Regions from separate parts of the Mus musculus genome. Here region 1 is linked to region 2. The links are chromatin loops, found by intact Hi-C in ENCODE. Cell type or tissue: left cerebral cortex. All regions are shown on one strand.

Region 1 (2,500 bases), 450 kb after region 2:
CGCACACCAAGGTAGAGTTCAGCTGGAAAGACCTCAGTGCCTGTCCTCAAGCTGGAAGAGAGGTGTCAGGAGCAGGCAGGTGGGAACCCTGAGCAGTGAGAATCTCCCCTGTGCATCTCTCCCCTCACATGCTCTGCCTTACCTGCCTTCCCAGCTCCCAAAGCTCCGCCCCCTCTTGCCCCCTGACCTTTGTACTTTCCGTTTCCTCAGTCCTACCCCTACTCCTGCGGAGCCTCTTAACTTTTCAGGTCGCTTCTCTTCCCTCCGGAAGAGCCTCTCAGACACATTCGTGTTACCCTGTGACATCTGCTTTCCGAGGTAATTAATGAACTGTGTGTAATTATCCATATTCCCAGTCTATAGGCTCTGGATAGACCGCTGCCTCTGAGAGAGCCCAGTCTTACCCTTGGGCTCCCCCTGCCTTGGGTGCTGTCTGGGTGGTCGACTCGGTGTGTCTTGCTCGATAACCTGCATCAAGCTGGCGATGCCAGGTCTGCACATTGCATTTCTCTGCTGAGTTTCTTCATTGGTTCTGTCAATAGCTGGAAGAGAGCAACACCCCCGACCTCAAAGGACAGAACGCAAATGGAAAGGGGCAGGCTAGGGAGAAGAGCTTCCTGTGAGGCACCTCCCAACAGTGTCTTACAGCCAGCTTTCTCCACCTCTCCCAAGAAGAGGTTCAAGCCTCCAACTGCCGTTTACACTCCTTATCACCCATCTCCAAGGGCATCTCAGATGGATGTGATGCCTTCTTAGATCTGAGCCCTAATGCCACAGCCCCCTCTCCATAGCTTCTCTCTGCTGTTCTTTCCATATGTCCCCAAGGCAATGGGGGTTGGTTGGTCATTACCGGCATCCTTCTGTCACTAGGCCTCCAACAGCGCATGCTCAGTCATGCTGTTTCCTCTATCCACCCATAACCTACATCTTCCTAGATCCCTTCATCAAATCCTCTCTATTCAAATGCCTACTTTGGTTTCTGCCCTTCCTCGCTGAACCCCCGTTGGCTCAGCGACACTCGATGAAATTCCATTCAAGCCCTAGAATGTCCCATGGTCAAGAGCTTGTGCAAACAGCTGTTCCAGAACTGACAGTTGAGAATCTCCTGTGGGCCTGACATCATGGCGGGTCCTCGGGGTCCAGACAGGAAACAAACAGAATGAGCCAGGAGCATTCAGGTCTTCTCTCAGAGAACAGGAACTCCTTCTCCCTCCCCGATGCCCTTCCTAAAGCAAAAGCAAAGGTTCCTCCTGCCCTCTGCCCTCTGCCCTCTGCCCTCTGCCCTCTGCCCTCTGCCCTCTGCCCTCTGCCCTCTATGGTGATTTTCAGTGCGTTTGTTTGGGTCTCCGGAGCATGCAATCATCTCTTGCACACAACTGAGTTGACTAGAAGATTGCCTTTTGCTCCTCCCCTAGATGGCGCTATAGAGCATTGTGAACTGTGAAAAGCCAACCTCTGACCGGAAGGCTGTAACTACTCACAGCCGCCCTCAAGAGAGAACCTATTGGGCCCTCATTCTTTAAGTCTGGGAGGTGACACAGTATATACAGCATTTGAAGGTTGACTAAAGAGGAGACTCCATCTAGACAGCAACGGGGAAGTCATCATTCATTCTGGGGTGAAACTTTTTAGAGACATAGCCTCTTGGGGGCCATCTATGCCTTCACCCATGATTTTAGAAGCCAGGTGAGCTCATTCATTTGCCAAGCTGGACCCTGGCAATTGTTTTTAGATCTGCTCTCCATGATCTACCCAGAGAGAAAGTGGGAATTTGTTTATGTTTACCCAGAAAAAGGTTCACAGAAGGCAGCACCCACTCTCTAGTCTCTCCATCAGTCAAATGGTGTCTCTACAAATTGGCAGGCCTCCCTTGGGTGGTACCACCCCTCCCCCTGACTACTACAGGATCACCCATGAAGAAGGTACCCCAAGATGGGGGGTGGGGGGGGAAGCGGGTAAAGAACTCCCTAATTAGTTTTGGCATTATCAGCCTCCAGCAGAGAAACCTTTAATAGATGTAAAGGATGGCGTACTTCTGCGTGGGACCTTCAAATTATCCCAGACAGCCAGCAGAATTTGAGCCAATACGGGGTGTGACGAGGCAGGCTGGCAGGGGTGGGTGCAGAGAGAAGGCAGCCAGAAACCTAATTAGCCAGGGCTGCTCACACCAAGCGGCTCTGTTCCCGGCTGCCTCCTGACGCATGACATGTTGAAAAAGAAATCATTAGGGGGGCTCCTTGCACACAGCTCCTTGTTAGAAACGCATCCTCGACAGCCCTAATTGGAAGCGGAGAAGTGAGGAGGAGGCAGAGCACGGGAGGAAAGAAGGAGGAGGGTGGGCAGCAGTGGATTGTGGGTAATGCATACACAAAGCAGGCTATGTCCTCTCTCTTTCCATTGAGGGGTGTGTGTGTGTGTGTGTGTGTGTGTGTGTGTGTGCACATGGAGGCCTGAGGTTGATGTTGGGAATCTCCTTCAACTGTTTCTCCACCTTTGTGAA
Region 2 (2,500 bases):
CTGACTGTTCCACTGTCGCCTTATTGTCCCTGGGGTGTCACAGGGCCCCGTGTACAGGCCGCCACAGAGTTGGAACCTGCTGGATTCCCTTCCCTGACCATGCTGACATACTAGGAGGGCAGATGACCTGACTCTTTGCAGCTATAGCGAGCTCATTTCCAATCTTTCCTGAAACCCACCGTCAGTGACACCAACATCCACCTGCCCCTGCTCCTGTCTGGATCCAAGCTCTGAGCTCTTATCTTGAATTTCAACCACTTTTGCTCTCTTCTTTTTCCCAACACTGGTTCCAAACTGTGCAGCCATAAGACAGAATTAGTGGGCAAGGGCGGGGTGTGAGGTGGGCAGGGGGGACGGATTAACCCTGACCTTTAGGAGATATACTGTGAGCAGTGGGTGAGTGGAACAGAGCTGTCTCCACATGTCTTGGCCAGGCCCAAACTTTTGAGTCATGGATTATAGCTTTCCACAGGTGGCTTTCTCCATCCAACCCCCGTGAGCCCCAGGATGGCGCTGGTAGAGAGGCTCCTAGCAGCTTGGCAAAGGAATAGAAGTCCCTATATCCCATGCCACCTTCCCAGGAAAGCATAAAGGACAGGACCCAGGAGCGTTTCGTATCTGTCACCCGGAAGATGGTCTGAAGGGCAGGTAGTAAAAGGAGATTGCAGAGTACAGAGAGGTCCTCCCGGTGGGCAGCTGGCTCGACGGAGGGCCTTCGCTTAGCGCCTCGTGCTGGCATAGCTTTCTGCCGAGCTGTAGCTCAGGCTCCGGTTCCGACTGCGGCTCCGGGAGCCCAGGCTGAGGCTGCGAGAACTGGAGCTGCGGCTGGTCCGCGTCCTGCTCCGGGTCTGGCTCCGGCTGCTGTGGCTCCGACTGGGACTCCGGCTCCGGGAGTAACTGCGGCTAGGGGAGCGGCTGCTACTGCTGCTGCTGCTGCTGCTGCTGCTGTACCAGGAGGAGGCGCTGCTGAGGCTGCTGGACGAGGAGGGGCTGGGTCGGTAGTAGGGGATGGGGCGTTTGCGGGCACTGTAGAGACCAGAGAAAGGAAGCATGAGGTTCAATCTGCTCTCAGGGAGCCCCAGTGCTGTTTCAGGGAAAACAATATCCTTCTATCCCCCAGTCTCTTAGTGAGAAAATGCAAACCAGACAAAACAAAAACAAAAACAAACAAACAAACAAAACCAACCCCCAACAAAACAACATACTCCACCTCTTCCCCCATCCCCCAACCCCCTGGTAGTTCCAAGACCAAAGAAAAGACTATTCTAGTGCTAGTCTATCCTGAAAAAGTGATAATGTCACTTAAAAAAAAAATCAACAAATCAGGCTTGGGGCTCAGAGTTCCCAGTTAGCAACAGTGTCTGCGTTGCCACTTTGATTGAAGTTTTGTTTCGCTATTTTCACTTTTACTAGAACCATCTATTCCTAGTAGGTTCTGTTTCTAGGCAGAAGAGACTGCTTTTCCACATGCTGTAGTATATAGTTTCTTTTTAAAAATAAGTTCATGGGGTGTGTGTGTGTGTGGGGGGGGTGCTGTGAAAAAGAACACACTGATTTTTAAGAAAATGAACTACATCCACGATCAGTTAGCCAAGCAGCATGGGTAACCAGTGGCCAAGAGACTCATGGATGCCTAGATGCAGGGAAGAGAGCGCTGTTGGTTGTTTGACCAGGCCCATCCATCACTCTGGGCCCCCTGTCCTTATTCTGCCTCCTGGTCCTCTTCAGGAAGGATACAATGTTGCTTCCAGGATTCCTGCTGGTCTCTGGGATGAGTGGAGATGGCTAGAAAGATAACCTAGTTTTTTTTTTTTAGAGGGGGGGGGTGGTATCCAGCCTTTCCAATCATTCTCCCAGGTTTCAAAGCTTGAGAAATTCAATTTCTTTCACAGCCTTTGCCCTCTCTCTGCAAACAGCGCTTCCCCTGAGACCTTAGCTGTCACAGGTCACACTTTCACCTCTTCTGACCACTGAGTCAATAATGATAGGACACAGTGTGTCCTGCGTTTAAATTTACAAAGCGAGGTCACCTCTTCTCGTTCCCTTTCATCTCCTCCACGTGACACTCTTGGGGAGTGAGGCCTTGTTTTGTGGGTGAGAAACAGCCTTAGGAGAGGAAAAGGCTCTAGGTGCCCCCAGGAACTCACCACAGCTCCATTTAAGCCTTTGGATATCCTGGTAACACTTGCATTCTCTGAACTTGGTTAAGGGTGTGATCACGAATAGTTTAATTTTAAGCTGGCATCTGAGTATTCTAGGGTATAGGACTATCTCCACTAAGGTCAGGCTGTACTACCGGGACAGCGCCCTGCCCTGTGGGAACAAACACCCCCTAGGCTACACACTAGTCCTCCAATTGGCCTATTGTCTTCTCTGCAGTCTCCAGGACAAGCTCTCTCGTTCCACATGCTATCCAGGTCCCTGCCCCACTGCAGGCCTAGCAGATTAGAAGCTTGGTAAGATTCCAAGGTTTTGAAACAAATGCCATCGTTTTAGGGGC

Evidence for each region. A loop is a pair of places that touch in the nucleus more often than their neighbours do. Peaks named below come from ENCODE experiments on the same cell type or tissue, not always from the same donor. Only the 100,000 strongest peaks of a DNase experiment are listed, where the experiment ranks them.
Region 1: it touches region 2 in a loop (3-fold over the local background); 1 of 42 quality-filtered maps calls a loop at or near these places.

The regions. Positions count from the first base shown.
Region 1 is chr5:116,893,346-116,895,845 of GRCm38, forward strand. No RefSeq gene overlaps it. Among named protein-coding and RNA genes, the nearest start is that of Gm42010, 14 kb to the left of the region's middle. In left cerebral cortex, a CTCF peak has its summit at 1,420 (motif pointing right); DNase peaks (open chromatin) are centred at 1,431 and 2,187.
Region 2 is chr5:116,443,849-116,446,348 of GRCm38, forward strand. It overlaps Srrm4 (serine/arginine repetitive matrix 4), which reads right to left. Exons shown (of 13, transcript NM_026886.3): 13 at 1-1,026. The coding sequence ends at 720. The region is part of intron 2 of Srrm4os (serine/arginine repetitive matrix 4, opposite strand); the gene reads left to right. Among named protein-coding and RNA genes, the nearest start is that of Srrm4os, 6.4 kb to the left of the region's middle. In left cerebral cortex, a CTCF peak has its summit at 946 (motif pointing right); DNase peaks (open chromatin) are centred at 439, 814 and 1,516; H3K27ac peaks cover 1,119 bases.